Linked DNA regions of Mus musculus: region 2 is linked to region 1. A link is a loop called in an ENCODE intact Hi-C map of the cell type or tissue named here. Cell type or tissue: heart. All regions are shown on one strand. Links, peaks and the distances in the headings refer to the core of each region. The heading gives the core; the rest is flanking DNA.

Region 1 (5,368 bases), core at 70-5,069:
GGATAAGATGACCCGTTCTGTGGACAATCAGCCTCTCTCCCCAGCCATCCCTGTCATTGCTCAATGGGCACATGAACAAAGTGGCCATGGTGGTCGAGATGGAGGTTATGCTTGGGCTCAGCAACATGGGCTTCCACTCACCAAGGCTGACCTGGCTACAGCTGCTGCTGATTGCCAGATCTGCCAACAGCAGAAACCAACACTGAGCCCCAGATATGGCACCATTCCTCGAGGTGACCAGCCAGCAACCTGGTGGCAGGTTGACTACATTGGACCACTTCTGTATTAGTCAGGGTTCTCTAGAGTCACAGAACTTATGGATAGTCTCTAGATAGTAAAGGAATTTATTGATGACTTACAGTCGGCAGCTCAATTCCCAACAATTGTTCAGTCGCAGCTGTGAATGGAAGTCCAAGGATCTAGCAGTTACTCAGTCTCACGTAGCAAGCAGGCGAAGGAGCAGGAGCAAAGATCCTCTTTGGTTGGTGGCTTAGTCCCTGGGAGCTCTGGGGGATATAGTTGGTTGATATTGTTGTTCTTCCTATGGGGTTGCAAACCCCTTCAGCTCCTTTATTCCTTTCTCTAACTCCTCCATTGGGGACCCCGTGCTCACCTACATATCTTATATTCCCAGAACTTTGTCCCTCTTAGGTTGGCACCACCTTCCAGCAGGCCCCTCCCCCTTTAAGCAGATTGACTCTCTCCACTCCAGGCCCAAAGCCCCTCCTTGTCTTCCTACATCAGCATCACCCAAGTTCACTCTAAAACAGGCTGTGAGGACTGATCCTACACTCTGGCATAACATCCACAAGTCCACCCTACCTAGGCCCAAGAGGAAGCGAGACTTCCAGAGTTAGGGTGTTTCTTGCCCGATTTGGGAAGCAAAGCTGTGTTGAACTTCCAGAGTATTGGGTGATCGCTTCTCGGCCTTTTGGCTAAGATCAAGTGCAGAGTATTGGGTGAGAGCCAAGAGAGTGGCATCACAGCACAGAGAAGAACCTGACCTCTCCCAAGATACTTTCCAGGGAGGTGACTTTAGAGCTGAGGCTCAAATGTACATCAATTCATTCCAGGCAGGACAAAGCTAGATATAGCAGAGGAGAATTCAAGGGCAGACAGAAGAGAGAGCACTGGGGCCCACGAACCTGGGAGGGGAAAAGAAAGGTAGAGAGAAATAGAAGCTGTAGGAGTTGAGTACAAGCAGAACGGGACATCACCTTGGTGCCCTGGAGTCAAGCTACAGACCAGGCACACAGAAAAGGCTTGACAGGCCCAGGGCACAGGCTGGTGGAAGCTGGTGCTTTGGAGCAGTGGGTAAGCAGCAAGTCTCCTTCTGGGGGAGCGCAGGGCTGAGCAAGGGGTGGAGGAGCGGTTCCAAGGTTCCTCTCAACAGAGTACCACAGAGATGAGATGTGTATGCCGGGAGACGTTCATCAACCTAACTTTACTTCAGAACCAGTTCTTTTCTTCTGCTAGGTTTTATGAAGAGAGACAAGAGGACGAAGGTCTAATGGGAGACCATCCAGGAGGAAGGCCAAGCTGCAGCCTCTGGAGAGGACAGGGCTAGGAGACAGCTCCTATATCAGCTGTCAGCAAGAAGTCCTCTCTGTAGAGAGAGTGGGGGCTGTAGGCAGATGGCCCTGATTTTTCCTGTTAGGATGGTAGGCAGGAAGACGGTCTAAATTATCTCATTTCTGACACTTGGGGTAGGGCAGGAGATGGGAACTTTTTGAGGATGTCGGCCTTAAACTGGAGGATGCTATTTTCCCGTAGCCATGGAAACATGGCTGGGCAGCATTGGTAGGAGGTGACGACACCACAGAAACCTGTGAACGAAGGAAATTCTATCAGTGTGGGCCTGGCCTCAGGTGGGAGCTGCATCTTCTGACGCCTGGATATTTCAATCTTTGGCTTCTAGGCTGGAAACCAATGGGGCAGGACTCGGGCAGAAGCAGTTGAAATGGCTGTTGAATGTCTGTGGGGTTGGAAGGTGACTATGAGTCAGTTTGAGTTTGCAAAACATAATCACCCAGCTTTTTAACTCAACCGCTTTTACTTGGTTGGTGATGAAGATGCCGGGCCATTACGTCAGAACCAGAGGCAAAGCTCTCTAAAGGCAGTTTCATCACTGCAGGGGGGCCTAGGGAGCCACAGCACCTGGTGGGCGCGCATCCCGTACGGGGAGGGGACACCTGGGAAACCCTGGCTGTCCGCGTTGAGTCAGCAAGATCCTAAAGCTATGCCCCGCCCTGGCCGGCCGCCGCAGCCTCGCGGACCTCGCGTGGCGTGGGGCAATTAGGCGCGGCACCCGCCCGCTTGGCTGCGCGACGCGCGGGGGCGGGGACGCTGTCAAAGCGAGGCCCAACCAAAGGACCGCGACTTGTATTCTCTTCTGAAAAAAAAAAAAATAAGACCTCATGATCCTGCCACGACAAAGCGTTGGACAGTAGGTGGGAGGGGTCTAGACTGGGTGCCTCACGCCCGATGCCGCAGCGAAAGGACGGGCTGAGTGACTCGAGTGGCAGAGCGGGAGCGCGGCGCGGCTCGGGGCTTTTGTGTGGCGCGGGTTTCCTAGCAAGACTGACAGCAAGACGCTCTGAGGTGTTCAAGGGAAGGGGACGATTTCTCCGTCAGACCCCACCGCCGAGGCTCGCGGGGATCTTCCCGGAGACTGCTCGCTCGAGCCAGCTGGGGCGTGGCACCAGGACTTTCAAAAAACCCGCACAAGCCGAGAGCAGAATGTGTCGTTTGCTTCTTGCGCGCAAGCGGAGTCGCGCCCGCCTTCCTCTGCCCGGGCGCACCGACCGCCTTCGTCTCTAGCGCCCTCCCGGGCCCCGGGAGAACAATGCCGGTCCTCTCCGCGCGCAGGAAGAGGCTGGCGAGCACAGCTGGGCCGCGGCGGGGAAGCGGCCCCAGCCTGGCAGTCCGGTGGGTTCCTCCTTTAGGCCCAGAGCCGTCCTCAGACCGTGGTCGCGCACCGATGCGGCCTCGGGGGCCTACGTGCAGCACCACACGGAGAGGGGCAGGCCGCGGCCCGAGGCTGCTCCCGGGACCTCCGGGAAGAGACCTCCACCGATGTCGCCCGGACCCTGGCGGGGCAGGCCAGTCCCCCAGAGTCTGCGAGTTCGGGGCTAGAGCGGTCAGGCCTCTGGGCCGGGTCGAGCCCGGGCCGCCGACGGCTGCGTCACGCGAGGGGGCGGTGCTGCCACGGGCGGAGGCCAGAGCCGGAAGCGGAAGAGGCGCTCGGAGTGGGGAGTGGGGCCTAGCCGCAGCCGGAGCCTGGGAGACGGTGAGTGTGGGCCCGAGCCCGTGGCCGGGCAGCTGGGGTGAGTCGGTGGGGACGGCCACGCCGGTACGGGTACCGTGCCACCCGGTCGGGTCTCGGCTTGGACCTATTTCCCTCTTCGGCCCACGTCAGGCCGCGGTCCCGACCTCTCACCCCTGACCCGCCGCTTCTCTCCCTGAGGGCGGTCACTGCAGACCCCTTTTCTGGTTCCCGCGGTGTTGGAGGCGGAGCTCCAGCGGCCTCGGAGCCGGCTGGGAGGCTTCCCTTTGGGTCCCGCGCCGGCCCGCTGGCTGGGTCGCGTCCGACCTAGGCTATCCTGGAAAGGCTTTCCCTGCCCCGAGCTCGAGGCTTAGCCCGCAGATCTCCTTCGCGCGCCGCCTGGAGTTTGATTCTGGCCCAGGCTGGCCATCCCTTTGGTCGCCGGGTCTTCCCTTGGCGGTTACGGGGAACGGGGCTCTGAGATCCCTGGGATTCGGGCAGAAGGAAGGGACTCGAGTGCGGGCCGCCGGCCCCCTCCGTGTTTTGTTATGATGGAACCGCTCCATCCCGGAGAATGGGCCAGACCAAGCCAGGAGTACAAATGTCCAGGCTGCTCCTCGGTCCGGTCGGGAGCCTCTATGCTTTAGTTCCGGGTGCGGGTGCCCTGATGCTTGGGTGGGAATTGCCAGAGTCTAGCCCCCATCAAGGCGGAGTTGGCGGCCTTCCAGTTTCCCTCCTCCGTGCCCTTGAAAAGGAGGAGCGTTTTTGCCCGGTGGCAGCCGCAGATTGCGAGGTGGCAGGTTTGAGGTTGCAGTGGTGGGGCACTGCCAGCCAAAAATAACCATGGGTCGCTTGGGTGGCAGGAATCCGGGAGGGCAGCCGCTGACCTGGCTGGCTGCTCTTCTTGTTAGCCCGGTTCTCTAGCCAGGAACAGCAAATGAGAAGCCAGAGAGGCCTGTGCTCATAGAAAAATTGGCATCCAGTAACTTGGTCTCATTGGTCACATTGCCTTTTTCTTCATTGTTCAGAGCAGAGCCTCCCAAAGCATAATTGTGGCCTTTACGTTTTAAAAAGCTTCTTTGCCGAGGACTCATGGAATCGGAGAATTTGTGAGAAATAGGCTCAAACGACCTGGCTGGGAGGAGGACATGGGCCACCTGGTAGCTCCCATTTTTCACCTGCCTGGGATGCGTTGCAAGGGAGATTATCTCCATTACTGCCTATGTGTGGTACTTCATGGCCAAAATATTGGGCCATCTTTGCCAGTATGAGAGGTGTTATCTTCATTTTTCAGGCATGACAATTTAGGTCTAGAGTGACTTGTATAAGGCCACAGGGCCAGTAAGTGGCAACACTGGGATCGAGTTCAAGGTTTCCTGCCAAAACTTCCTACCCGGTCCCTTGGAAGGAATTATAAATTAAGGCATTCAACATAGCCCTGAGTGTTAGCCGGAACCTTCTCAGTGCTAATGAAAGGCTGTCTTTAGTACTTCTTGTGGCCCAAACCTGTGCTAGGCTTTTGACTTTATAGGGCAGACATTTAATTCCTATGGAGCCTGTAAGAGATTATTGTTCCCTTGTTTCAAGAGGAGGCTGAAGCTTAAAGTGGTTTAATAACTTGCCTAAAGGCAACAGTGAAGTGGTATTGCTGTGGAGCAGGTTGGCATTCGACTCTGAGGCTGTGACTTTCCACTCAAGTAGACATATGTGGTCATAGAAATCCACTTAGGTCCCAGAAGGAAAATTTTGGTCTGCTGTAGATTAGACCGCATTACAACATCCTCCAGATAGGATGCTTAGGGTGCTCTGTCTGCCTGGTGAGGATGGGCAGGACCACTTTGCCTTTTGGGAAGATGTATGCCTGGCCAGTAGGTTGTCTTTTGGGTCAGTTGGTGAGACATGGGCTACTGCTTTCAGGCTACAGCCTGAGCACCTGTCATAAGGTCATGGGGTGGGGGACATTCAGATAAGTGTGAAAACAACAGTGCCTTTCTTAGGGCTCCCAGAGGTTTACATAAATTGCCTCCCAATCCTGCTCATACACAAGTACCTATTTCATCTTTGGACTGTGCTGGTGAGATGGAGCAGCCTTGATGGATTTGT
Region 2 (5,368 bases), core at 272-5,271, 140 kb before region 1:
TTCCTATTTTGCGGCCTTCCCTTTATTCAGCCATCAAGACAAACAAAAACATCCTTCTAATTATCCCTTAAGTCTTAGGTGACAGATTGAGGAGTCTTGTCTCATCTGCAAGTCTTTGCTAATTTTGTTCGATCAGACAAAAGACTTCAACAACATCATAATGAAGAGTCTTAAATAATAACGTAGTTCAGTGTAACATGAGACTAAAGTGACAAACAACAGTTTTGTCATGTTTTATGTTTTCACTCATGTAAAACTTACTCTGGAAGGAGGCAACAAGCCCTTTTACCTCCTGTCCCAGGGGCAAGAGCAGCAACCCAGCTCCTGCCAATGAAGACTCACCGATCAGCTCCGGGTCTGGAACAGATTCCTGGAGCTTGCCAGCAATAAGCTGCTTCAGAAATGAAATGCTATAGCCCCCTAGGGAATATTCTCCCAGTTCTGTCTCTGGCAACTGAAGAATAGATTTTGGAGCAAGTGGCTGGTCAGCCAGCTTCACTGCCAGATGCCAGTCTGAGAGAGACATCCTCTCTCTTTCGCGCTCTCTCTTTCTCCCTGTAAAACAATAAGGCATTAACGGTTAAAAGTCAACCCACCTCCCTACTCATCTCTCCCTGCAACAAGAATAAAGGAAAGATCATTTCAGTGTACTACTGCTAGAGAAACATAGGTGTAGCACTAAGAGGCTAGAACTAGAACCTAGTGTCCCTCCCTTAATTCTTTCTCTGGTGGACTACAAGGGATTTCTCTTATGCCTCAGTTTCTTCACCTTTAAAGTAAACACAAAAGCCGGGCATTGGTGGCACACGCCTTTAATCCCAGCACTTGGGAGGCAGAGGCAGGAGGATTTCTGAGTTCAAGGCCAGCCTGATCTACAAAGTGAGTTCCAGGACAGCCAGGGCTACACAGAGAAACCCTGTCTCAAAAAAACAAAAGAAAAAAAAAAAAAAAGTAAACACAAAAGGCCAATCAGTTGGATAGGAATGTTGTGAGGTTCAAGCAAGATCACCCAACCCTCTCCCTTCTACACACTCATTTCTGGTTTTCTTCTCCAGCTTTTGATTTAGCTATAACAACACTTTAAGGAGGGCCCTTGTCTCTCTTGCCTGCCCTTATCAGAGATCTATAGCACCACCCAATGTCTTATTGTTAAAACACAGATCTAACAAACTTAACTGCTTAGAAGGCCCCCATTAATCCCAAAGCACTTCTATGAACAGGTGGGTGTTAACTCCACAGCCAGATTACAAACCCATTTATTCTGACGCCTACCAGCTTTCTTCAATAGACCCAGCCCTGCCCCTTTATAACAACACACGTAAGTATACTTCATAACAAAGTTGTCCCCTATATGTAACTCTGCTCACCTCCTGTCTTTGCATATAAGTTCTCTTCCCTTTTTGGCCTCTTAGCAAACTCCTACCAAGACCCACACAAACACATCGGTTCCATGCTCTCTTCTTGGTCACACATTCCCTGTTCCCTCAAGGCAAAAGAGCAACACAAATCAATAGATTTGAGGACAAGTCAGCCAGCTTCATTACCAGATGCCAGACTTAGAAAGCTACCTTCTCTTTGCTGCTTTTTCCCTTGTACAACTTATTTACTTCTCAACTTCTCATTGCGTCCCTCATATTTGTGAAACCCCCCCCATTCTTGAAAGCCAAGACTAGAGCTTTTCTAACACAGTCCCCAGCCTGACATATATGAATGCCCACAAAATAAATCTAAAAATTCAAAGGGTGCAAGAGCCTTGTACCGCAAGACCAGTCCTTGTTACAGACACTATTTCTGCCAAAGAGGTCTCTTGCAGTAAAGACAAGGCTAAGAAAAAACTGTGGTGCGACCCAGCGGACTTCAAGGTACTATCCACCTTTAGGTTTAAAGCGAGAAAGGAGGTTTTTGTATACCGATTTCAATCCTCACAACTGTCTCCTGAAACTGGCATCATTGTCCTTATTTTACAGATCAGGAATAAAGACTCAGAAAGCTGAAGTCTCTTGGCCCAAGGTCACAGATACCTAGTCGTGAGTAGGGACAATGTTGACAACCCCACCTCTCTCGTGGGACCAGTTAGCTACTCCGGACCCACGAGAGCCCCGCGCGCCCAGGGAGGGGGCCCAGCGCCCTCACCCGTCCCGCGGAAGGAACCCGGCCGCAGCGAGCCGCCGGTGTAAACACTCACTCTGGTCCTCTTGCCGGAAACCGGAAGCTCCGCGCTGCATTCTGGGGACTATAGTTTTCACTGAGACCCAGCCCCTTATAAATGGCCGTCCAGCAGCTAGTGGCAATGCTTCCGGGTCCTAGGAGGCGTGAGTGCGAGCACGAGCAGTTTGAGGTCCTAGAAGCCAGTAGGTTGTAGCTTTCTGTCAGACACAATTGTACCACCACCTGAGGTAGGGAGACTCAGTGTGGAATTTTCGAAAGCAGCCAATAGCCCGATGATTCCCGCGCTCTCCAGGGATATATGTGAAGCCTGTTGGTTGTCCCGGGTTTGGAGGAGTCCTAGGCCGGAGGGCGAGCCTTCTCCGAGGGGGACGGGTTCCTAAGTGGACAGGCGCCCCGCGGCCCTTCCGATGAAGACGCAGTTCTCCCACGTAGCCAGCCTCTTGTGCTTCTTGCTCCTTTCTCCCAGGAAACCTGCCTTGTGGCAGCGCACCAGGGCGCTAAAAGTTGAGTCCGTAAGGGGAGTGATTAAGTCGGGTTTCTGGCCCACCGCGAACATGCAACAATGGGGTTTATAACACAGTCATTCGTAGAATCAGTTTGGGGAGGGGAATTTCCACTGAACTTTCGTGGAGACACTGCCTGTTTTAGATGGCTGAGAAACTAATGCACAATCAAATTGGATTGAGTTTACACAAAAGTTAGAGTTAGCTAAACTCAAGAGAGAAGTGATTTTTCTCAGAAAGTTCCACAATTAAGGAAAACAATAACCAAAAACAACCAACTTTAAAACTGTGAAGCTGAGGGACGGGTGAGATGGCTCAGCAGGTAAAAGCACTTGCATTCAAACCTGAGGACCTCCCCGGGAACAAATGGTGAAAGGATTGAACTGACTCCCCAAAACTGACCACACACACACACTAATAAAAAAATGTAATTTTAAAAGATAAAGTTCAGGCTGGAGAGAAGGCTCAGCAGTTAAGAGCACTGAGTGCTCTTCCAGAGGTCCTGAGTTCAATTTCCAGCAACCAAGTGGTGACTCACAGCCATCTATAATGGGATCCGGTGCCCTCTTCTGGTGTGTCTGAAGACAGTGACAGTGTATAAAATACATAAATAAATCTTTTTTTTAAAAAAAGTTCATAATAGCTACTGTGTACACAAGTGTAAAAGTTGTATTCTTGCCGGGCGTGGTGGCGCACGCCTTTAAGCCCAGCACTCAGGAGGCAGAGTCAGGCAGATTTCTGAGTTTGAGGCCAGCCTGGTCTACATAGTGAGTTCCAGGACAGCCAGGGCTACACAGAGAAACCCTGTCTCGAAAAACAAAACAAAACAAAAGTTGTATTCTTGTACAGTCCACTCTAGGACAGAACTCGGGTAGTAACTGAGTACAATAGCTTAACAGAGAAAAAGCAAACTACACATACATAATTAACCCTCCTGGTCTTATAAAATATGCATGCTGCTAGAGAGTTTCACGGTGCCCAAAGTCCTTCTTCCCTATCCTGTCCATTTTTAAATACAGCCCCTCTTTCAGGAATTAAGTGGCCATCCTCTTAACCAATTTTCTATCTACTAAAGTACTGACACTTAAACACACTTTATTTCATTAAATTTTGTTTAGTACTGTGTCTTAACTGTTTGCCGGAGATGTCAGAAATTCTGTCTCTTTTTGTGTTCTCAAAATGGAGCTGAATGCTCAGGAGATTCTTTTGTTTGTTGTCATCATAATTTTCATGAAAAAATGGCCCTTAACTGCCTTGCTTACCTTCCACTGTTGATCTTTACCTGAAACATAGCAGGTTAGCAATAAGAATGTCTTGAATGGGGGCTGGAGAGAGCTCAGCGGCTAAGAGCAGTGACTGTTCTTCTGGAGGTCCTGAGTTCAAATTCCAGCAACCACATGGTGGCTCATAACCATCCGTAACAAGACCGGATTCCCTCTTCTGGTGTCTGAAGACAGCTACAGTGTATTTACATACAATAAATAAAATAAATCTTTAAAAAAAAAGGAATGTCTTGAATGAATGATCCAGGCCAAAGCTATTTATCAAATATGACTGTCTTATTGTATGCCTTTTGTTCTCCAGAGAGGAGAGAGGAGATTTCAATTGATGATGTTGCAAATGGGCAAATTAATGAAGGAATCAACCAAACAGGTTCTGTGTAAACCCAGTTAGCGAGTAAGTACCGTGCTCCCAAGCAAAGGTCAGGGCCTAGAAAAAGAAGCCTGGACACAAGACAAAGTTAGACGTCTGGCAAGAAGGAAAGAGGCCAAAACCAGGTCCTTCAGCCAGTTCTTATTTGGAAACACTGATATCCTTGTCAGCTCTAAGAACGTGCTGATGAGCATTCACTAAATGTTCAAGAGATCATTTGGTCTAATCAAGAATTCTATTGAGAAACAAATTGTAAGAATGGACATTTAAATTTTTATTAGTAGTATTCTGGGGGAGTGCATGAATGCCACGGCAATGGGTGTAGGTGGGTGTGTGCCATGATAAAAGTGTAGAGTCAGGTGACTGCCTCCTGGGATTGACCCTCGAGTTTCCATCTTGTTTGAATCGGTTCTCTTCAATGCCATGTAAAGCAGGCTAGATGGCCCCAGAGCTTCTGTACAGTCTCCTGTTTGAGCTTCCCATCCCCTGGCAGGGGTGTGCTGGGATCACACTACTGCCTCTCTGCCTTTCCTGTGGGTTCTGGAAATCTAAAATTCAGGTAGTCAAGCTTTTGTAGAAAGCAAGTGCCTTTACCCAGCTCAACACTTTTAAAATGGTGTTTAACAAACCTTATACAAATATGAGGATTTCTGAGTCTCACAAGAAAGTAAATGAAACTCATCTGTAACAGCTCCTACTGCAGACACAAATGGTGGAGCTGGAGAAACGAGGCAGTGGTTAAGAGCACTTTTTTGAGTGTTCTTTCTTTTTTGAGAAGATGGATTTTTCTGCTCTTTACAAAAAATTATTTATGTATATGAGTACACTGTCACTCTCTTCAGACACACCAGAAGAGAACATCAGATCTCATTACAGATAGTTGTGAGCTACCATGTGGTTGCTGGGAATTGAACTCAGGACCTTTAGAAGTACAGTCAGTGGCTCTTAACCGCTGAGCCATCTCTCCAGCCCCGCTCTCTCTTTTTTTAAACAGTCCATTATTTCTATGAATATTTTTGTTTGTGGCACTTCTTTCAATGATA

What was found. A loop is a pair of places that touch in the nucleus more often than their neighbours do. Peaks named below come from ENCODE experiments on the same cell type or tissue, not always from the same donor. Only the 100,000 strongest peaks of a DNase experiment are listed, where the experiment ranks them.
Region 2: it touches region 1 in a loop (6-fold over the local background); 10 of 42 quality-filtered maps call a loop at or near these places.

What each region holds. Positions count from the first base shown.
Region 1 is chr9:57,762,995-57,768,362 of GRCm38, reverse strand. Clk3 (CDC-like kinase 3) reads left to right here and starts at 3,249. Exons shown (of 13, transcript NM_007713.5): 1 at 3,249-3,289. It overlaps Gm32510 (a long non-coding RNA gene), which reads right to left and starts at 913. Exons shown (of 3, transcript XR_870786.2): 1 at 823-913; 2 at 360-506. In heart, for the core only: CTCF peaks have their summits at 2,639, 2,839 and 3,679; DNase peaks (open chromatin) are centred at 1,302, 2,392, 3,192 and 4,002; H3K4me3 peaks cover 3,962 bases; H3K27ac peaks cover 4,485 bases.
Region 2 is chr9:57,907,825-57,913,192 of GRCm38, reverse strand. It overlaps Ubl7 (ubiquitin-like 7 (bone marrow stromal cell-derived)), which reads right to left and starts at 2,207. Exons shown (of 11, transcript NM_001122873.1): 1 at 2,134-2,207; 2 at 343-555. The coding sequence starts at 526. In heart, for the core only: a CTCF peak has its summit at 2,202; a DNase peak (open chromatin) is centred at 2,232; H3K4me3 peaks cover 2,102 bases; H3K27ac peaks cover 1,633 bases.